Linked DNA regions of Mus musculus: all the other regions are linked to region 1. Evidence: chromatin loops called from intact Hi-C (ENCODE). Cell type or tissue: left cerebral cortex. All regions are shown on one strand. Each heading gives the region's core, and the rest is flanking DNA. Links, peaks and the distances in the headings are about the cores only.

Evidence for each region. A loop is a pair of places that touch in the nucleus more often than their neighbours do. Peaks named below come from ENCODE experiments on the same cell type or tissue, not always from the same donor. Only the 100,000 strongest peaks of a DNase experiment are listed, where the experiment ranks them.
Region 2: a loop joins it to region 1, with 6 times the contacts of the local background. A loop is called at or near these places in 34 of 42 quality-filtered maps.
Region 3: it touches region 1 in a loop (6-fold over the local background); 14 of 42 quality-filtered maps call a loop at or near these places.
Region 4: a loop joins it to region 1, with 2.1 times the contacts of the local background. A loop is called at or near these places in 8 of 42 quality-filtered maps.

The regions. Positions count from the first base shown.
Region 1 is chr7:101,448,431-101,453,430 of GRCm38, forward strand. Pde2a (phosphodiesterase 2A, cGMP-stimulated) reads left to right here and starts at 2,822. Exons shown (of 30, transcript NM_001143849.2): 1 at 2,822-3,038. The coding sequence starts at 2,922. In left cerebral cortex, for the core only: a CTCF peak has its summit at 2,091 (motif pointing right); DNase peaks (open chromatin) are centred at 1,652, 2,122, 2,640, 4,451 and 1 more place; H3K4me3 peaks cover 3,147 bases; H3K27ac peaks cover 2,874 bases.
Region 2 is chr7:101,501,544-101,506,543 of GRCm38, forward strand. Pde2a (phosphodiesterase 2A, cGMP-stimulated) reads left to right here. Exons shown (of 30, transcript NM_001143849.2): 8 at 67-119; 9 at 311-385; 10 at 471-512; 11 at 991-1,059; 12 at 1,269-1,399; 13 at 1,756-1,867; 14 at 2,281-2,320; 15 at 2,429-2,492; 16 at 2,835-2,907; 17 at 3,028-3,205; 18 at 3,414-3,526; 19 at 4,376-4,453. Among named protein-coding and RNA genes, the nearest start is that of Mir139, 29 kb to the left of the region's middle. In left cerebral cortex, for the core only: CTCF peaks have their summits at 360 (motif pointing left) and 2,072 (motif pointing left); DNase peaks (open chromatin) are centred at 340, 2,085 and 2,356; H3K27ac peaks cover 2,315 bases.
Region 3 is chr7:101,535,158-101,541,241 of GRCm38, forward strand. Gm35363 (a long non-coding RNA gene) reads right to left here and starts at 3,295. Exons shown (of 5, transcript XR_869841.3): 1 at 2,881-3,295. In left cerebral cortex, for the core only: a CTCF peak has its summit at 3,584 (motif pointing left); DNase peaks (open chromatin) are centred at 2,588, 3,059, 3,578 and 4,838; H3K4me3 peaks cover 420 bases; H3K27ac peaks cover 3,317 bases.
Region 4 is chr7:101,519,613-101,525,696 of GRCm38, forward strand. Gm35363 (a long non-coding RNA gene) reads right to left here. Exons shown (of 5, transcript XR_869841.3): 5 at 1-2,277. Among named protein-coding and RNA genes, the nearest start is that of Gm35363, 16 kb to the right of the region's middle. In left cerebral cortex, for the core only: a CTCF peak has its summit at 3,045 (motif pointing left); DNase peaks (open chromatin) are centred at 2,280 and 3,669; H3K27ac peaks cover 322 bases.

The sequences.
Region 1 (5,000 bases), core at 1-5,000:
CTACCAAGTGCTGTAAGGGGTTAGGTTGCTCATTTATTGAGTCTAGATGTGTTAACATTTCACAGATGGGGCAGTGGAGGCCCCATTGGCCACATGCAGCAGCCCTCTGACTGAGTGAGGACACACTCAGTCCTCTTGATGAATATTTGACTCAGAACAAATAACACACAAAGACCTGAGGGAGACAAAATGTGCATCTGAGACTATAGTCACCAAAGCAGGAGAGACTCAAGTAGGATTTAAAAAATAACTTCTCAGGAGGCAAGTGCTGTGAAGGTCCCTAAAGATGGGTCTTTGCCAGGGTGGGGCTGGCTCTCGACTGCAGAGCTAAGATGAGGTCCCCTGAAGATCCAGTAGTTAGGGTCAGTAATCATGCCAGCACCTCCTGAGCACCTGTGTCTTACTTAGAGTATCTGAAAGCCTGGGACCAAGCCAGTGACATGTGACTAGGATTACTAAGGGGTATGTGTACTGGACCTGGGAACAGTCATCATCATATTGGTCATCCCCCCTCTTTTACACAGGAGGAAACTGAGGCCAGAAAAAGGAGAGTCCCACTAAAGGAGTAGGTGTAACCTTTACACATCTTAGCCCATGCATGTCATGTTCTATAATGTTAATATGTAGGACAAACTGCTTTACTAAGAAGATGCACTTGGGAGGCAGAGGCAGGCGGATTTCTGAGTTCAAGGCCAGCCTGGTCTACAGACTGAGTTCCAGGACAGCCAGAGCTACACAGAGAAACCCTGTTTCAAAAAACGAAGAAGAAGAAGAAGAAGAAGAAGAAGAAGAAGAAGAAGAAGAAGAAGAAGAAGAAGAAGAAGAAGAAGAAGAAGAGGAGGAGGAGGAGGAGGAGGAGGAGGAAGAGGAAGAGGAAGAGGAAGAGGAAGAGGAAGAGGAAGAGGAAGAGGAAGAGGAAGAGGAAGAGGAAGAAGAAGAAAGAAGAAAGAAGAAAGAAGAAAAGAAGAAGAAGAGGAAGAAGAAGGAAGAAGGAAGAAGGAGGAGGAGGAGAAGAAGAAGAGGAGGAGGAGGAGGAAGGGGAAGAGGAGGAAGAAGAAGAGGAGGAGGATGAGGAGGAGGAGGAAGAAGAAGAAAGAAGAAGAAGAAAGAAGAAGAGGAAGAAGAAGAGGAAGAAGAAGCAGCAGCAATTGGCTTAGATCCCATCTCCAGACATGACTCCCAGGAAGGATACAAAAAGGCCCCCCCTAGATCACTGATGTGGAATCCAGAAAAGGGGTCTTGGAGCAGATGGCCTCTGAGTTGCTCTTGAATGGTTAGCAGGTGACAGGGTGGCACCATGACAGACCAGGAGGCAAGAATGAGGCAGCTGCTGTCTAAAAGAAAAGGGCTGTATAAAAACAAGGGATGGGGGTTGTCAGAGCTGGTCAATAATCAGGGTTGAACTGTGGAAGGTCTGTAATGCCAAGTGAGAGATTTAGGTTTTATGGTGCTCGTGGTAGAGACCCCCACTAAGGATGTTTGAGCACTGGAAGCTGTAAGCTCAGCTAGGAGGGGGAAAAATCCTTGTGTGGAAGATCACCCCTTGAGCTACTGGGACAGCTAGGACACTTCCAAGCCTGTGCCAGGTGCTGGGACCGTGTCCAGCACTGGGCTCAGTGACTCAACACTGGGGAAATTGCTCCCCAGGGGGAAAGGGCCCAAATGAATCACATCTATGAGGCAAGGAGCAGGGGGCTCACTGAGTCACCTTCCAAGGGCTGGGGGGAGAGGGAAGTACAGGAAGAGGGGCAGTAGCGCAGAAAGGAGAACCAGGGAAAGTCACAGTGAGGGCTGTCAGGAGTCTGTCTGTCTCACCATCATTCCAAGTTTTTGTCTTCTGGCAGCCCTGTGGGACAACTGACACCCAATGGGAAGGGGATCAAGCTAAAGTTACACTGGCAAAATCCAGGAAGACCCAAATTCACCATTTGATATAGACTCGTCCTGTGCCTTAGCCCATCTTATAGCAAGCAGAGGCTAGAAAACAGGTTGGTCCAGGCAAGGGGTTTGACCCAAGTTACACAAATGTCCCCTCATCCCTCCAGCCATCCCCTACTGGGGTCAGGGTGCACCTTTGCGATAGAACACCAGGGGGCGCAGGAGCGTCACGGCTGCTGCAAGTGCCTGAGCACAGAGGCGGCTCTGCAGAGAAATGCGCTCCCAGCTCTCGGGGTCCCACCGCGGAACTGCGGACTAGATGGCCCTGGGGCTTGCACCCTTTTCAGCCTCCTGGGACGCCGATGAAGGCCTATCTGGTAGCCTTAGGAACCCAGTGCTCTCACCCCACATTTGGGAACGGTGCGCCTGTGTGTGTCAGGGCGCACGTGTCTCCTTCACAGATCTGCTACCGCTTCAGGGCTCGTCCCATTTTGGAGCGACCTCTAAATTTCTCCCTCACTTTCCTCTACCCTCTGTACTGGAAGGAGTGAAAGGACCTCGGGGCTCCCGGACTGTGGCCGCGGCCCCTCTCCCCGCACTGCGCTGGACTCGGCCTCGGGGTTCTGGCCGGGCTACTGAAGTCCAAGTGATGGGGAGAGAATGTGGTGCGACAGTGCGCGGGACTCTGGGAGGGGCCCTACCACATAGGAGGAGTGACAATGGGATAAGCGGAAGGCAGCGAAGGCTGAGAGGCGACCGAGGAGTGGGAGCCCTCGTAGCCGACCCGCTGCAGGAGACTTGAGAGGGTGAAGGCCTGGCAGGGAGCAAGCCGGCCGGGATCGGGTGGGGTCCGATCTTTGGAAGGCGTTGAAGTGCTGTCCCCGGTAGCAGAAACGTAGGCGGGGCCTGGAGGCCTGGGGCGGGACGGGGGCGGGGGCGGGGCGGGACCAGGGCGGACCCTCGCGCGGACCGGCGAAGCTGTTGCGGACGCGCTGACCGAGTGCAGCGGGCCGGGCTGGAGGGGCGGGCGGGCGGCTGCGAGCATGGTCCTGGTGTTGCACCACATCCTCATCGCTGTTGTCCAATTCCTCAGGCGGGGCCAGCAGGTCTTCCTCAAGCCGGACGAGCCGCCGCCGCAGCCATGCGCCGACAGCCTGCAGGTAGGAGGCCCCCCCCCCCCCCATTCTGGGTAACAGGGAGAAGCGGGTGTCCAGGGAGAGCCCGGTGAGGGCCCGGTCTTCTGAAGAGCTTGCAGTCGTCTGCCCCACGGTCTACTCTCTCCTGAACCTTCCTTTAAGAGGGGACCCTTCCCTTAGTTTGGAACCCGTCTTGTACTGAATGGGACTGCAGCCATACCCAGAGGGGGTCCTTGATTCTTCGGCTCATAGTTCAAATGCCCCTCCAGATTCTGACTCTGCTTCGCATCTAGAACTCCTCCATCCCAAGCCCCGAAGTCCTAATCCTCGTTGCCCCCCTCAGCCACATTAACAGCTCTGTATAAACCCGGAGTTCCCTCCTCCCAGGTTAGTCCCACTCCCCTCTCAAACCTCTGGCTCTCTACTGTACATATCAGATTCCAGGCACACCCATATCCCCTAAGCCCCTGGCTGCAGAGAACTTTACCTCATAAGTAGGACCTCACCCCCAAACCTCTATCTTCTATTTTATAAAGTCTTACTCCCCATCCTTACTAATCATCTAGATTCTAGTCACCATCTTCCACCCAACCCAAGGGTCCAACCCCCTTTTAAAACCCAGATTCTCTCTTCTCCTCTGCCAGACTGCCCCCTCCCAGTCCTCATCTTTTACACAGACCTCCAGTCTCCTCCTGTTGCCTCCCAGCCTCTAGATGTGATAGTCCCATATCATTCTTCCAGTTCCCAAATTTCTGAGTGCATCATCCTTTGGCCCCTCTGCTGTTCTCTTGTTTAGTGTGTTGCTCCAGGCTGCCTACCTCTCCTGGTCTGTTCAGCCCTTCAGTTTCTGTAGGTCTCTATCTTTGTGCTAGGGTCTTTCTGTGACCATGCCTTCCCTACATGTCTGCCTCTACTTTGGGTCGTGGGGGAACCGGCTCAGAAGACAGGGCTGGAGCCTCTAGGACCTCCACCTGTGCCTGTGTTCTCAGGTATGGCATAGGATGGACTCAAGTCCAAGGGCTTAAACATGGAGAACGTTGCCCTCAGGGTGCCCAAAATATATGGTGGGTAGGGATCGTGAGGTGGGACACTGGTATTTATAACTTATACATGATATCTCCTTATCCCAGCTGTCCTGGTAGTGACTGGGGCAGTTGGGTTTGGGGATAGAGAGAGGGGGTAAATGTCCTTCACCTGTAGTGAGGGATGGGTGAGTCTGGGGTATATGTGCTTATGTGAGGGTTCCTGTGTACATAGCATGTGTTGAGTGTGCCTTGTGTGTAATCATATATGTTGTGCTATGTATAATCACATCATTTGAGTGAGATTTAGCATGGGGAGATGACAGTATGGAGATTGTGAGTCTGTGGTGTTACATGCTCTGTGTGACTACAGTGGCAGGATCGTGGGTGGGAGTTGTAGCACAGCGAGTGACTGTGGTGTGTGCATGTAGTTGTGTCTGTCATGGCATTGTGATGCTATAGGGACAGCTTGCATGTTGAAGACTGAATAAGTGGCTATACATGCTATTTCTCTGCAGTATGTGGTCAGAATGAGTCCTAGTATGGGCCTGTTGGTTTCGAATGGATGTCCTGTGAGAGAGGAGTGGAGGTTTATGTCTGGCTGTGCTTCTAGCCTCCTGGGTAGCTTAGGGTCACTATGGTACATCCTGGGTTTGCTTGGAGAAAATATTTGGACGCCTGTGTGTTAGTGTTTGTGTGCTATGTGCCTGTGGTGACTGTTCGTGCAACTATGGATGAGACCGGGTGCAGCCAAAACCCAGGGTCCGGTTCGCTCAGCAGCTGGTTGACCAGGTTGGAGGGTGGGCAGGAGAAAGCAGTTTCCAGACTGAAGGACTTTGTGTGTCTACAAATGGGTGATATTTTGGTCTGACATTAAGCATGCAAATTATGCAGAATATGTCTGCACATGTGCTTCTGTGTCTGAGTGGTGTGTGCGCATGCATGTGTGTGTTTAGTTGGGTGC
Region 2 (5,000 bases), core at 1-5,000, 53 kb after region 1:
GGTGGAGCCTGGAAGCAGCCCCCAGGCAAGGCAGAGCCCTCTCTGATTTCAGCCTTGTTCTTGCAGGGGAACTCTTTGACTTGGATGCTACTTCTCTGCAGCTCAAAGTCCTTCAATATGTGAGTCCCTGAGCATCTATCTCCTCTTCCACCCTCTCTCTCTCCAAAGACCAACAGACCCTTGACCCCATCACCTCTGTTCAGATTGGGACACCCCACCCTCTCTTCTCTTCTACAATCCTGAAAAACCCAGAGAGGCTAGCGGGTGTTCCAGCCCCGCCCTCAGCCTGGCTCTGTCTGTCCCCCTGCAGCTGCAGCAGGAGACACAGGCCACTCACTGCTGCCTCCTGCTGGTGTCGGAGGACAATCTACAGCTTTCCTGCAAGGTGAGGGTTCAAGTCCACGGTGAGGCGGGGCAACCCGTGTCTGCCTTTCCTCCCATAAACCTGTCTCCATTCCTGGGTCCCACAGGTCATTGGAGACAAAGTGCTGGGAGAAGAGGTCAGCTTTCCAGTGAGTTCCATCTCCATCCTCAGCATTGGAGCCTGCAGGGACCAGGAAGGCCTAGCAACTGGGGCCACCTAGATGTCTTGGTGGGAGCAGTCCAGGTCGTGAGAGCTACTTAGAAGAATTACGAAGGAGCCCTGTCTCTCATGATCAGACTCTAGTAGAAGCAAGCTCGTAGAGGAAGCCTTAGATGAGACAGGCTTGAGTGTTTCTAGACACGAACCTGTTAGAATCTCTTGAGATCAGTGAGACTCTTTGGGGTCTGCTTATCACTCTCTAGTTAGGGAAAACCCTCAAGTTCACTATTGATTACCAAGTCGTCCCTCTCCAACCCCCCCCCCCCACTTCTCTCCTCTGCTTCTCAGCATCAGCTCCATCCATTCCTGAACTGTTCAAAGGGTTTGTTGAAACTTCCAGACTTGGAAGGCAAGGATGGGTTGACCCAGGGAGAGCTGGGCCAACGGGGTCTCTCTTCACTTTCCAGTTGACCATGGGACGTCTGGGGCAGGTGGTGGAAGACAAGCAGTGTATCCAGTTGAAGGACCTAACCTCTGTAAGCCATGGCCATGCTGAGCCAAGGGAGAGGGAGGGGGAAACCCTTTGCTCAAGCCCCAGTGTCTTTGGAATGGGGTAGCCTAGAGATGGGGAGACAAGACCCAGACTTGGTGACACCCTGTCCTCGTGCCATAACGGGCTTCGGAGTGTGGTGAGAGCTAGGGAAGAGGCACACTGCCCCTCCTCACTGTTCCTTCATCTCTGCAGGACGATGTGCAACAGCTGCAAAACATGTTGGGTTGTGAGCTGCAGGCTATGCTGTGTGTCCCTGTCATCAGCCGAGCCACTGACCAGGTGGTGGCCCTGGCTTGCGCCTTCAACAAGCTTGGAGGAGATTTGTGAGTTTGAGAGTGGGGGTGTCATGGCACTATGGCAATAGCCCCAGGTTCTAGGGGGTCTGAAGTGGGAGGATCACGGGAGCCTAGAAGTTCCAGGCCAGCCTGAGCAACATGTACATAAGCCTGCCTCAAATAAACAGTGGCCTGAGGAGGAACCCACATTTTGGTCTGAGGGCAGTCAGAGCTTTCCCTAGAGCTCTGTGCCTGAAGGGGGAGAAGGCATGGTGTGTAGTCCCAGTGTGAAGAGTTTCATTAGCTGGCAGATAGGAGCTTCCTGGTAGCATGCAGGAAAGGAGAAAGGGGCCGAGAAGGCCATCTTCCCTGTCCTCTCTGCTGACCCCCAGCCCGACTTCCAGCTTCACAGATGAGGATGAACACGTGATCCAACACTGCTTCCACTACACAGGCACGGTGCTCACCAGCACCTTGGCCTTCCAGAAGGAGCAGAAGCTCAAGTGTGAGTGCCAGGTGAGTGCCTGCCTTGAGCTTTTCCCAAGAACCTGCGCGCGCCAGCCCCAGAAGGCTATCCACGAGGGTGATGCTGCCTGGGTTATCTAGGCCAGTGGCAGCACTGTGGCTGGGTAACCTAGTGACCTGGAAGTCCCTTAAAGAGAGAGAGGTCAGTATTTCCCTGGGCTCTAGGCATTGTCTGTGATTGCCCTCTAGTGTCTAACACGGGCACTACCACAACATCTGGGCAGCCAGAGGCAAAGGTGGCAGCCGTTTGAGACCCAAGAACTTCACTATTCTTCCCCAGCTCCTTCACTTAGTACCCAAAGGGTTTCATTAGGCACGTCAGTTGCCAGCCTGCTCTAGGAGCACTTGGGAAGGGATGAGAACATCCCGGGCCATCTTTACGATCTTCACTTCCTCCTTCCCAGGCTCTTCTCCAAGTGGCAAAGAACCTCTTCACCCACCTGGGTGAGTGATGTGTCTCCCACACAAGGCGTTTGGGGAGGAGGAGATGTGGAAGAGATGCTTGCCTGGCATTCCTCAGGTCTCACGTGCTTCTCCTTCCCCCTCCTCCAGATGATGTCTCTGTCCTGCTACAGGAGATCATCACGGAAGCCAGAAACCTCAGCAACGCAGAGATGTGAGCAGAAGTGGGGTGGTGCGGGAGGGGAAGTCTCAGCCCTCACCGCCTCTGCCCCCTCCCTACCTTCTTATCTGACATTTCCTTCTGCCTGGGCCCTTGTTTCAGCCAGGACAGCGCTAACTTTGCTTGCCATGGGTTTCTATGAAACCTAGTAGGAATTTAAAACAATACAATACAAAACAAATAAAAGGCAGATGGAGAGATGTTTGGAATTGTCCAGCTCCGAGGAGAGTGTCTCACTTTAGGACACTTTCCAGGGTCTCAGTAATCGCTACACTAGCCATATGTGGTGGTTCGAGAGGCGTCAGAACCCCACGAACCAACCTCTTCTCTCCACAGCTGCTCGGTGTTCCTGCTGGATCAGAACGAGCTGGTGGCCAAGGTGTTCGATGGTGGCGTTGTGGACGATGAGGTGAGGGAGTATGGAGGGTGTCCGGGAGTAAGCAAGAGGACCTGGGGGAAAAGCCACATTTGAAAAGTGTCTATACGGCAGGCTAACTTCTTGCTTTCTATTCCATCCCTGTTTGGGCAGAGTTATGAGATCCGCATCCCGGCGGACCAAGGCATCGCGGGCCACGTGGCGACTACGGGCCAGATCCTGAACATCCCAGATGCATATGCCCATCCGCTTTTCTATCGCGGCGTAGATGACAGCACTGGCTTCCGCACGCGCAACATTCTCTGCTTCCCTATCAAGAACGAGAACCAGGGTGCCGACTCGTGGTGGCCAGGGGCGGGGCCTGAAGGGGCTGTACGGGGGTGGAGCCGGGGCGGGGACTAGGGGAAAGTGGTTCTAGGGTCGGAACCTAAAGAGCCAGGGATTGTCTAGTCTTGAGCCATTTCTTCCAGAGGAGTTAGGAGAAGGCAGGTCTCACTGGACCCCTTCACCAGCGATTCCCATTTTCTCTCTCTTCCCAGAGGTCATTGGTGTGGCTGAGCTAGTGAACAAGATCAATGGGCCATGGTTCAGCAAGTTTGATGAGGACCTGGCCACAGCCTTCTCCATCTACTGTGGCATCAGCATCGCCCACGTGAGGGAGCGCTACTGGGGCGGGGAGGGTGTCCTTCTTCTATCCCCCACATCTGCTTTCTTCGCTCTGGCCTGTCTATGCTCAGGGCTCCGATCCCAGCGAGCGGGATGCTATGCAGCCCGCCATACATGCTGGCTGCCTCTAGTCGTTCAGCATGCAAAGCTGGGGATACTATTTCTGGTCCTGTCCAACCAGCTTCTGAGGATCATGAAAGAGAAAGGAAAAGAAACAAAACAAATCAAAACCCCACCTAGTTCTGCTGGGCTAGATGGGTATATATATGGTAGTACGTGATAGTATGGGCCTATAACCTTAGGATTTGAGAGGGAGTAGCAGGAGGGTGGAGTTCAAAACCTTGGCTACCTAGCAAGTTGGAGGCCAGCCTGAGCTACATGAGAGACACTGTCTAAACAAACAAAAACCCTAACACACACATAGAAAACCCTCTTGGTAAGATTCCCTACCCACCCCAGCAACTCCAATCTACTAGTCCGTATCTTTGTAGCAAACGTTGGATCTTTCTCTCCATACTTTTGGCATCTCTAGCCTGAAAATCCAACCTAAGTACCCGAGTTAATCCCTGCTTTCTGATCTTCTCCTCCAAGGGCTACCAAGTTCAGGGGACAAAGTGCCTCAGGTGTTAAGAAACTGGGGAAGGCCAGTAAGAGAGCTGGGATTAGCATCGGGGTGGGGCCTGAACACTGGGCTATTGCTAATGGCTTATACTGGGCCCCCAACGGGAGAGGAAGGAGAACTTCTGCAGCCTGACCCGTTTGTACCAGTTCCAGGCATTCTGAGGATGTCACAGCCTTCAGCTCCAGCCCCATCTTTTCCATTTTCTCTCCTCAGTCTCTCCTATACAAAAAGGTGAATGAAGCCCAATACCGCAGCCACCTGGCCAATGAGATGATGATGTATCATATGAAGGTGAGGCTTGCTTGGAGCTTCTGTACATCTTAGGGTCTGGGAGCACCTGCTCCACATGTCTTCTCTGACTCCCAGAATCCTCTGCAACCCAGGTCCAGGCTAAGCTTGGCTATTGCTGGCTCTTGAGACTGGGAAAACAGACCCACACCAATACCTGGCCTCTGCTCTACCTAGAGGGCTTCCCCAACTTACCCATAATCCTCTCTCAAGCTTTTTTCTTAGCCTGATGTGAAGGCAGCCAACAGGCTTTCACTCAGGAGAAAATTTGGTTCGGACAGCTACCCCCACCCCACATCCAGAGAGTATGCCCGACTTGGGTAATCCCTGAAAGCTGAAAACCTTGCTCAGGGCTTTCCCCTGCCACTGTCTGGATGCAGTGGCCGTGCACCCCTGCATGATCTTAATTACTGGTACCCCAGTCCCATTACCAGGCCTGGATCAGAAGAGCTACCTCAAGTCTTAGCTTAGAGCATATGACAATCACTGTTTACTGGGTCATCTCCTCTCATCTGTGTCCCAAACTTTGGGAACAGGCACAAAGCAGTGG
Region 3 (6,084 bases), core at 661-5,660, 87 kb after region 1:
CCCATTTCTAGGAATCTCTCCCAAAAGTACGCTGCCAAAAACCTGAACTGACACTGGCACAAAGCTGTTTGCTGCCAGTCTTGTTTATGCTCACAGAAGACCCAGAGGATCGGCACAGAGAGAACTGCACCGGTCTGCCGAGGCCCTGGGGAAGAGGTTGGAGTCTGGACAAAACGCCGGGTGATTAATTTGTTTTTCACTAATGTGTGCTGAGTGCCTGCGATGTGCCTGGTGGTTTACACGTGCCAGTCCTCTTAAACTGCTCAATCTGTAGCAGCAGTCTTTTACGCACGAGGTCTTAGAATATATCATGAAAACATAACCAAAAATGGTGAAAACTCTGTGTAAGATGTTTACCGAAATACTCTTCTTTGGAATTAAAAAATACATTTCATCAAAATTATGCAGGCACTTGATAACTCCACCCTGAAACACCACACACACACACACACACACACGCAAAATTAAAACTATTAACTACGTTGATACCAATTGCAAAGGTACATGCAATGAGTAATGCTACCCAGAATCCTGTTCTGCACCTCCCTGCCCCCAGTCTAGTCTCCAAGGGCAACCAAGCCCTTTGAACAATTCCAGTTTTATATCTTCAAGGGGTTGCGTCTACATCTTTAAATAATGTGTTTGTGTGACTCTGACTTGATCGAGTTTAGATGTTATGGATTGGCTTCCAGCTATAAGTTAGATTAGGGCTTCTTCTAACACAAAAACAACTTATTTCTCTCTAGAGACCCAGGACGTGGCCTTGGGACCAGCAGGGAGTGGGTGTTCAGTGAATATTGGTTAAATGAAGTGATGGCCCGAGGGGTTGTGGTGGGGGGAAGCATGGGAAGCACAAAGGAAGATGGGGTGAAAGGGCAGAGTCTCTTTCTTTCTGACAGGACCCAGATTTTATTCAGGGTGACGGTGTACCCAGCCTCCAATAATCAATCCTCTTGCAGAAAATAGAGACCCAGTGTCCAGGTTCTAGCCAAGGAGATGAGAGTGGATGCTGGATGAAACCCCAGGGAAAGGGTTTCAGAGGAAACCCAAGGCAGGACACCTGTCCTTCAATGTTGTCAGTCTGTCTCTAAGTTCCTCCTTCCTGGACCAAAGATCCAAATTGCTAGAGGCTTGGCAGCCATTTTGCACTCACATTCTAAAGACAGAACAAAACAACAGAGTTTACTGTGTTTCTGAAGACAGTATTCCATTCTGCCGAGCCCTGGACTGCAGATCTATATATTATGCAATCTTGGGGCTAATAGTGCCTTGGTTTAAAGGCATATAAAATAGGTTTTCTGTTGGTTGCTACAGCATATCTTCTTCAGTGAGGGAGATGGTAAAAGAACGACCCAAGCAGGACATTGTGGTTGGTACATTTCAGCATCCGCTCCAGTTTTGTTTACTTCTAAGATTTTGCACAACAGAAAGATTAAAAGGAGGTTGCATGACTCCCTTCTATTTTTGTATATTTCTAAAATTTTCCACCATAAGAGGTTTAACAGAACCGTGGAAACAAACCATGTGTCTAAATCATCTTCGTGATATGCAGCCCAGAAGGGAGCTTTGCAAGGCACGATGGCAGGTCATAGCCACATGCTATGACATGTGATAGACTTTAGAAGTATTATAATTGGGGCTAGAAAGATGGCTCCACACTTAGGGTACTTGCTGCTCTTACAGATGCCCTGGGCCTGGATTCTAGCAACCATATGATAGCTGATAACCATCCTAACTCCATTTCTAGGGAATCTGATGTCCTCTGACCTCTGAGAGCACCAGACAAATGTACGGAAGACATACAGACTTGAGAACAAAAGACTCACAGAATAATAATAATCACTAAAAAAAAATCTAAAAAGTTGTTATTATTACTATTCCTAATGTTGTTGCTATTGTTGTTGTGTGTGTGATGTCCATGTATATCTATGCATACCACAGCTCCAATGTGGAGGTCAGAAGACAATTTTGTCTAGTCAGTTCCATCTTTCCTTCTTTATGGGGTAGAACTAGCAAGCTCCCTGACTTTTCTCAGATACTATCATCTATGCATCCCTGGCTGGTCCTGAACTTGCTTTTTAAACAAGACTGACTCTTAACCCAAAGAGATGTGCCTGCCTCTGCCTTCCTAGTACTGGGGTGAAAGGAAATATGCCACCACACTTGGCCCCAGACTTTGTAATTGCTAAAAAAATGTCAGCATTTTGGACTGTTCCTCCTTCTCAATGTTTTCCATTGGTGCTGATATCTAAATCCTCACCTCAATTTTGGGGAAAGATACAATGGCTTGAGACTCTTCTCTTTTTAGGTAGATGAGCTTATTAACTCGGCTTCCATACACTAGACACACAAAGTAAAGGAAAACAATTTTGTTGCTAGGTTTCTTATTTTAAAACAAAGACCTTTCTAGCTCTGTTAAATCAATAAACTAGTTGGAAGCTAAAGCAGAGGTTATAATCTCCTGCTGAGTCCACAGATAAACCAAGCGAAAGCTGGTAGAATCAGTCTTCATGCATGCATGCGTGCGTGGGCCACATCTTGGAGTTTGCTTCTCCAACAGTTGCAGCAGCAGAGTGGTGTGGGCGGAGCCCACAGCGCGGCTCCTCCTCCTCCTGCTGAGCTGTTTCCCTCTTTCCACCCAGTTTCTCTGGTGTCTCCGTGGGGAGTGCCTATGGAGGGTCACAGGCCCCCAGGAGGAGCACAAACCCTAGATGCTGTAGGAGTTAAACGTTCCAAACAGAAACATCACATACACCTGGGAGCCAATGGACCATTCTCCCCTCTACAGGTGAGCAACTCTATGCTCTGTATTATGGGATTAAAACAAGTCAGAAACCCAGCCTTGATCTGGCTTTCCCTCTTCTAGGTCCAGCAACTCACCAGTTGACTGCTCCTCTCATATGTACTTCTTGGGTTTCACTTCTTAGAAAACTTCTCAGTGTTCTACAAACAGGGACAGCTGGTCAGCGTGACAATTTCTCATTCCTGCACCCTGACATTGCCTACTAAGAAAATCTTCACGGAGGCGACTTCTTGACTCAGGCTGTGTTTTTAAGGGAACCCAGACTGTGACAGGCAGTTCATCTGAGTCACCACGGAATGCCCGCCTCTTTCTGAAATATTTCTAACATACTCCGTACAACCCTGTACAGGAGCTTCCAGGAGCAGCTGTTGATCATCTACACAGCGTCAGCAGTGAAAATACAGTGTTTCCTGGGCGATGCTGGAGGCGTGGCCAGCTGCTCTGTGTGTGTGTGTGTGTCTGTCTGTCTGTCTGTCTTGTCTGTCTTGTCTGTCTTGTCTGTCTTGTCTGTCTGGAGCTCAGAGGTGGAGTCTTACGTTTGAGGCCACAAGTCATCAGCAGATTGAATGAACTTTGTGTATCTGTCTTCTGGAACGACTGCATCTAATTTCTGGGTTATAATGTTATCTGATTAGAAGTTAGAGTGTTTTTTTTTTCTATTTTTTTTTTTTTCTATTCCAATTAAGATCCAGCTAAATCAATTTCCCCCAGAGGCTCCAAGGAAGCACAACTATCCTGTTCTTCACCAGAAACAGGAAACTTACGCCCCCTAGGGGACAAATAAGTGTATGACAGTTCGGGGAAGCCAGTGACTCACCCCCATCTCGAATATATGCAAGATTTTTTTTCCCTTTTCCTTCTCTAGGGAATAAATCCTATTGCTTAAATTTTATATACACAGATATTGTAATAATTGCTTTTGCTTAACGGAGAAGTTTTCACCCTATGTGGTAGCCCAATGAGTTTGAATGGACCTGAACCGTAGGGCTTGAAGTACGGAATCCAAGGTGATTCTAGAAAGCCAATAGCTTATTTGTTTCTGGAAGACTGGCTTGGATATGCCATAGGCAGGGAAGAGATGTATTTGATATCAAAGATAGCTTGTAATTAATTAGACCTCCTCTGTAGGCTTGTAGGCTGCTATGACTCCCAGGCTCTGGATTTCCCACTTAGAGTGGTTTTAAGAGGCCAGTAAGAGCTCCCGTAAATCAAGGATAAAGAGACTTGATGTGTCCATGGGGTGGGGTGGGGGTAGGAGTGCAAGTGGTAGGGGATGGGGGAGGATTCAGAAATGAAGCCGAACCTCTGATACTCAAAGAGTGAAAAGCCCTTCAGGCTGAGGGAACAATAAAAGGAAATCAAATAGCAAACCTCAGCGTTTACAAAGAGACGCGAGGTGCAAATTGTGCTCTGTAATTTATGTTAATACATTTAAAAAGATTAAAGAAATTAGTCTTCAAAAGGATGTACCTTTTAACAGTTTTCTATTTAGAAAAACGAACCAGCTTGCAAATGAAAAAGAAGAAGTTGCCCCATTGAGTTAAAACCTTTGGGTAAAAGGTAAATTTCACATTTTTATAAGAACAAAACAAAATATTGTGTGTGTAAATAATCCTGAAAAACAAATTTGTAAATGCTAACTTAAGGACTGTTCTTGCTTTCAAACCTAAGCCCTTTCTTCTTGTTTTTTGGATAGAAAAAGAAAAGAATATCTTTGGTTGAATAGCTTCAGGGTCCCCGCCTGGTTCTAAAATAAATATGCATGAAGATCAGCCCCGATAATATGTAAATTCAGTCAGGTCAAAAATTGGTAGTGTAGAAATTTTAGGAAACCTTTCAGTACTAAGACTTCTAATCAAGGTTTAAAGGATTCTTTGATCCCAGCATTCAACCGTCAGAGGTAGGCAAATCTCTGTAAGTGCCAATCTGATCTCCATATAGTTCTAGGCCAGGCCAGCTCGGGCTGCATGCCGACTACATCTCAGAAATAAGGCAGATAAAGCGCTTGCCTTGGATAGACCGCTTTGACGCAAGTGGGAGGAGCCAAGTTCACAGAAGCTGGATAGAAGAGCCGGAGTCTCCACACGGAGACAGGAGATGGAGACAGGAGATGGAGACAGGAGTCTCCAGCAGTGCAAAGGAAACCAGGCTGGCACACGTGTCAGGGACCAGCCAGAGCCTGTTTCAAATAAGGCAGAAGTGAGGACTGAAATTTTCTTATCTGAAATTGTCTTCACATGAGTGCTAAACATATGCATCCAACACACACACACACACACACACACACACACACACACACACACACACACAAAGAGAGAGAGAGAGAGAGAGAGAGAGAGAGAGCTCTATTACAGTTGTTCTAGAATTCACCTTGGACATCAGAATTCAAAGATGCTTATGTCCCTTCTATAAAATTTAATAGTATTTGCAGATAAACACTGTGCTTTAATCATCTCTAGATTACAATGACTCATACACTGCAAATGCTATGAAAACCATTGCTAGCCTGTATTTGTTAGGGAATAGCAACCCCCCCCCAAACAAATTCTGTACATGCCTGAGACCCCCCCCCCCCTTTTTTTTTTTCTGAGAAAGAGTTTCTTGGTGTAGACCAGGCTGGCCTTGAACTCAGATCCACCTGCATCTGCCTCCCAAGTGCTGTGATTAAAGGCATGTGCCACCATGGTCCAGTGAGACACATTTTTTTTTTCCTGGATTGTGTGTGTGTGTGTGTGTGTGTGTGTGTGTGTGTGTGTGTGTATGTATGTATGTATGTGTGTGTGTATGCTCACGCACACTCTGGATATTTTCAGCCTGCTATTATAGTAGGATCCACATGTCTAGAAGCCATAGTTACAGAGAGACAACTCTTATCTAAAATAAATATAAAAAGCCCTAGAGCCCTGACGTCAAATGGCCTCAGGCAGGTGCTTCCTCCAAGTCTGTGGAAGATAGGACTTCCTTTTGCTGCCCGGGCACATGACATATGGCCCAGTTTATAAATTATTGAATGCGCAGAGGTTTTACAGTCTTCAGTCAGAATTCTGTTGGGAACCTCCAAGTTGTCTCATTTCCTCTCTTGTTCCTGGTTTAAATTATCGGGACCCTGTGTAACTACCTGGAGAATCTCTGGGTAAATGACAAATTGTGATTTACAGAGAGCACTGACATCGTTCTTCAACTTATTAGTTCCCTTCCCTCAAGCATATTTTCCTCTTCTTTGGCTTGATAACTCACCTTCCTGGGAGGCAAGCTCTGGGAAGCAAGATTCTAGTCTGCAT
Region 4 (6,084 bases), core at 448-5,447, 72 kb after region 1:
CTTTAAGTAGAAAGCAAACAGGTCGATAGATGAGAGGTAGATCTAAAAGAGCTCACTGGTGTTTCTGAAATGCAAGCATCGATAGCACTTCCATAGCAACAACATTAGTGTTTTGAGAGCCCAGCAAGGCAGAGTGAAATTACACTTGTAATTTCAGCACTTGGGGGACCGAGGCACAAGGGTCATGAGTTCAAGGCTAGCTGGGACAGGGACAACACAGTGAGATCCAATTCAAAGTGTTCTCTCTCTCTCTCTCTCTCTCTGTGTGTGTGGGGGTGGGTGGGTGCCTGGAGATGCTAAAGAAGATGACTAGGATACACACACACACACACACACACACACACACACACACACACACACACTGGAGAAGAAACTTAGCCATAGAGTACTTGTCTACCACACATAGAACCTGGGTTTTATGCTCTGCACTGTAAAAGAAATAGCCAATATGTTTAGAGGGTCATAGGCCCGAGTGGGGAAGCAGCCACTGTTGTTTTGTTAAATGGACACGATGTGCCCATCAAATTGCCTTCTGGATAAGTGTTTATGCCCATGGGTGAGTGCTGCTGTCGGCTTTGGTCAGAGAAGCTTTGTTTTGCAGTGGGCAGCCATAAATGCAGAAGCTCATAACTGGTGGAAGCAGCGAGAATAAATGATGGTTGGATGCTCAGCAGTAAATGGGACATCTATATCATCTCTGATGCCCAAAGAACGTGGCAGGAGAGGGAGCAGAAAGTGTATTCCAGTCAGAGGAAGCAGCAAGGGGACGGGGAATGTGGACTTCTGCATAACTCGGCCATTGCACTGTTGAATCGGTAGCCGCTGTTGTTACCTGCACTAGATTGAATCCAGTAACATTACAAAGGCAGGGGCTTTCCAGGCCCTACCCTGTCCTGAGGATTTATAAGAAGTTCCTGGTTGCTCAAAGAAGAGACATTTTCTGCATGGGGTAGCCAGCCACTGGTAAGGTGCCCATGTGCCTGTGAAGAGCTCCTCCTCCGGCTCCTCTGGGCAATCCTATTGAAATTCACTGGTTATTTAAGAGAGAGAGGAGAGAGAGAGAGAGAGAGAGAGAGAGAGAGAGAGAGAGAGAGAGAGCAATGAGTGCGGAATATGATTGATATACATCACATACGTGTATGCAAATGTCATAATGCAATCTACTATGTACAATTCATGAATATTCATAAAATGATGAAAAACAAAAAAGTGAAGTCCAGAATTGAAAGACAAAAGTAAAGAGTGCAGTCATCTTAAATGGTACTGATGTAAACTGGGCTTGGTGGCGCATGCCTTTAATCCCAGCACTTGGGAGGCAGAGGCAGGTGGATTTCTGAGTTCGAGGTCAGCCTGGTCTACAAAGTGAGTTCCAGGACAGCCACAGCTACACAGAGAAACCCTGTCTCAAAAAACCAAAACAAATTAAAATATATAAAAAAAATAAAATAAAATGGTATTGATGTAAGAAAAGCTTCTGGGCCAACAGAAGAGGAATAGGGCGCTCAGAGGAGAACATGTGACACTTAGGAACACCACGTTGTTACCCAACAAAGGTGGAAGCTGCATCTAGGAGAAAGTGTGGGTGTCTGGAAACTCCCCTGTGATGCAGAGGAAGAGAACGCTGGATCCCAATGTACGTCACACGCACAGGAGGAGGATGCGTGGATTAGGCTAAAGGTAAAAGGTGAAAATGGACCTGGAGAGGAGGCAGCCAGGCTAGGCGGTGCCCATCTGTGATCCCAGCACTCGGGAAATGGAAACAGGAACACTAGGCATTCAAGGCCAGCCTTGGCTACAGAGTGAGCTCCTGTCTAGCCCGGAGTGTGTGAGAATCAATCCGAAAAAAAAAAAAAAAGCTAGTAAAAAGTAAACAGAAGAAAATGCAGAGTGATTCTGTGTGCATAGAGGACAAGCCATAAGCAAAACCATAGGAAATCCAATTACACAGGAACTGTAGCTTTCAGATGTCTTATCTGTGACATGTGTCCCAGACAAAGAGCTGGTGGATTGGGGAAAATTGTTTGCAATGTTTAAGATTGACAAGTTGCTAATATCTAGGATACATAAGAAATTCTTGCAAGAAAGCATCAACCTCAATAGAAAAAAAAAATAAAAAGAAGAAATCCCTGGAACAAGATATTTATGGAAAAAGCAGCTCAAAAGCATTTAGAAAATCTTCTCCAGCTCCTTGGTTACCAGAGAAACAGAAAGGGCAACAACAAACCATTTTATACCTGGTAGACTGGCAGGAACCAGACAGTCAAATGATGACGTCACCTGCAGGTGGGAAGTAGGAAGGTAGAATTTGAGACTGCCCACAGGAGTGTGGGCTAATGTTTGTATAGACACCAACCTGGCAGCTGTTATTCAAATGAGACACATGCATGTGCATAGTGGTATATGTGTGCCCTATAACTTTCAGGGCCACTTCTGGGTGTTCACTTAATTCTTAACTGTTGGACCAAGGATGCTGATACTGACTGGGTGTATAGTGAGTGCATTGGTGGGAAGGCACTGTCCAGTGATATTTAGTAGGTAAGGATAATATATACATGTACCTAGCACCATGAGTCCAGAGAGAGAGAGAGAGAGAGAAAGAGAGGAAGAAGAGGAGGAGGAGGAGAAGGAGGAGGAGGGGAGGAGGAGGAAGAGAGGAGGAGGAGGAGGGGAGGAGGAGGAGGAGGGGAGGAGGAGGAAGAGAGGAGGAGGAGGAGGAAGAGGAGGAGGGGAGGAGGGGAGGAGGGGGAGGGGAGGAGAGAAGAAGAGAGATTAAGATTTATTCTATGGTTCAATTACAGAAATTTAAACCCAAGCATTCACAATTGCAGAATGCATTTAATAAAAATTCTTATGAACCAAAGCTATACATTAGACCTATGATTGCTCTTGAAGGAGAGGGAAGAACAGTATGGAAGAATGGGATTAAAAGAAAATACCTAGAGCTGGAGAGATAGCTCAACGGTTAAGAGCACTGACTGTTCTCCCAGAGGTCCTAAGTTCAATTCCCAGCAACCACATGGTGATTCACAATCTGTAATGGGATCTGATGCCCTCTTCTGGTTTGTCTGAAGACAGCTACAGTGTACTCATATAAGTAAGACAAAAATTGAAGGAGGAGGAGAAGAAGAAGAGGAAGAGGAAGAGGAAGAGGAAGAGGAGGAGGAGGAGGAGGAGGAGGAGGAGGAGGAGGAGGAGGAAACAAAAGCAGGGCTTTGAGAATGACAGGCAGTTTAGCAGGTAAATATACTTGCTGCCCTGGCTTATAACCTGAGTTTGAGTCCCAGGTCCCACTTGGTAGAAGGAGAGAACCACTTTGAAAGCTGTCCTCTGACCTCCATAGATGTGGCGCAGCACATGCCCGCCACCTACCGCAAACAGATCAACATGGATAAATGAATGTTAAAAAAAAAAAAAGAATAGGACCATGTGATGATCATCCACGTGCTAATGTTGTGTACTAAGCATATGATTAGCTCCATCCTCTGCACCTGAGGTCCAAAGCAACAACAACAAAAAAATAGGTACCTTTCCAAGTTCCTTAATTGCTCTTGTTTGAGGCCTTAGCTTTTTCAGAGAGTGAGAATCCCTGATTCCTGGCCTGCAGAAGGCCTATACATGCTTACCAAGTGAGGGAAGAAGGAAGTGGGTGGGCAGGCAGATGAATAACACTTGAAGGAGAAATCAGCAAAGTGATTGAAGTAGTAAGCTCACGGGTGAGTGAATCAGTGCACTCTGAATGAATGAGCACCAGAAAGACTCAGTGAATGGATAAAGAGGCTAATGAGTGGATGGCTTGGGTGAGTCCACATGAATGAATAGATGAATACATTTGTAGATAATGAATGAGGGAGGTTGACCCACTTGTTCAGTCCTTAGAGAGTGATCACCTGACAGGCAGGCTCAGCTGAAATGGTTGCATGTCTGCTCAGTACTCTAAAGAGCCTCAAGGATGCTGGCTTGCTCCCGTGTAAGATATGCCTCCTTACAGAGGTTTACAAGGACAGAACCCCACAGGAGAAATTACTATATCTTGACGAAGCTTGGACAGAAGCCCAAAGCAGGTCTACAGAAAGAATAACAGCATCCCACCTGGGTTCTGGTCTAGATGACTAGGGATGTCCTGGTCCTATTGGGTAGATGTTCACATCCTCCAAAGCTCAACATGAGGGATGTCTACCCCTGGGAATACTGGCTGCCTAGCATCCTGCAACAGCCCCTTATCCCTGCGTCAGGGTCAGATAGAAATTCAGGGCCTTGAGAGGGAGAGATCCTGTATAGACAGCACCTGAGGGCTCCACCTGCTCACAAGTCTTGGTTCAGCTCAAGTTCTGGTGTTGCACAAATTGCTGGGAGCCTGCACTGGGATTGGAATCTGGGCTGGGCTGGGTGTTAAGAGTTGTAGAAAGAGGAAGAAAGGACAGGAAAGGCAGGGTGAGTTTCTAATGTGAGTGCTCCAAGGCCTCTTGAGCCATCTTCCAGGACCCCTGTGGCCTCCAGAGGTACCATCAAAGGTGTTTGGAGCCAGGGTGGAGCAGAAGACTCAGGTTTGGAGTAGGAAGGAGGGAGGGGGGTCTCACTAAGCAACCTGCATTTAAAGCTGTGATGAACACTCTCCTGTGTTTGTCTCATTTAGTGTCTGTGATTCCCTTATATGGATCAGGCAGCTGACATGCAGGTTGGCCATGGGACTACCTAAGGCCTCCCCTCCAGGAACTGACAGGGTTTGGATTCCCACTCCAATGCTACCCCTGGGACAGGGTTTTTCTATGTAGCCATAGTTGTCCTGGAACTCACTCTGTAGACCAGGCTGGCCTCAAACTAAGAGATCCTCCTACCTCTGCCTCGTATGCACCGCCACCACCACCACGCCTAGCCAAGCTTTGTCTCCCAAGTCATCAGTCCCAGACTCGAACTTGGGATTTCAAACTTCCCTACATCTTGGGTTGCCTGTGTGGCCTAGGTTCCCGCAAGAAGCATCGTGGGCATGGAGGGCTGGAGTGGGGAGACGGGATCCTTGAGGGAGCAGCTGTGATGAAGTCCAAGGACAATCATGGAGGAGTCTGTCATATCTGGCACCTCACATAAGTGTCAAGTTACAGTTGGCAGAATAGTGATGTCATTTCCACCAGAGTTCCAGAGGTGAGGTGGGCCATACTGTTCCTGTCCCTGCTGGGTTTGAATGTGCAGAAACACTGAGCCTACCTCCCTCTGTCTGCTTCATGTTATATGGTGTACAAGCTAAGAATGCTGGCTGATGTTGTCCTCTGGAAGCATGGAGAGACCATTGATTGTAATCAACTATTCCTCCAATCCGGCCTGAGCTGCTTGAGTGGGAGAGTAAGGTTCTTTCTCTATCCTTGGCGCTTACACAGAACCTGAGACGGCATGTGTTCAGCAGAGTCACTGAATGTTGAAATGAAATACAGTCACTATTATTAAAAATCCAATCTGAGTGACTGTATCTCCTGAGGAAGCTGGGCTGGCCCCACATATCTTTGGGAAAATCTCGGCGGTGATCGTGGCCATGCAAGAGTCACTTCATTCAGCACGAGATAATAGCCTGCTCCACAAGCTTGTATCTGCGTGATGAGCAGCCAGACGTCCAGCAGAAGAAATCATGTTCATGGCAGAGTCAGGCCTGCGTGACTGGCTCTAACGTCAATCAAAACAAACTAGCTTCTAGTGCAGCTCAGGCTCTGGGAGAACAAATGATTTTTTTTTTTTTTTTTTTTTAGCAAAAGTAGGGCATATAGACATGGCACAGGAAGCTAACCAGATTTATATTATATTGCCATCAAATCTATTTGAAAACATCACCAATGGAAAACTCCCCCTGAATGAAAGCTACCCCCCAAGCTCCCATTTCTATCTACTCGGGTGATCTGTGATATTTTTTTCTCTCCTTTACTTCCACTAGTTACAAACAAACAAACCACACACACACACACACACACACACACACACACACACCCCAGATGCCCAGGATAGCAAGATGGCTAAGTGGTTAAAGGTGCCTGCTGCCAAGCCTAATGATTTGAGTTTGATCCCCAGAGCCCACAATGTGGAACGAGAGAGCTGACTCCT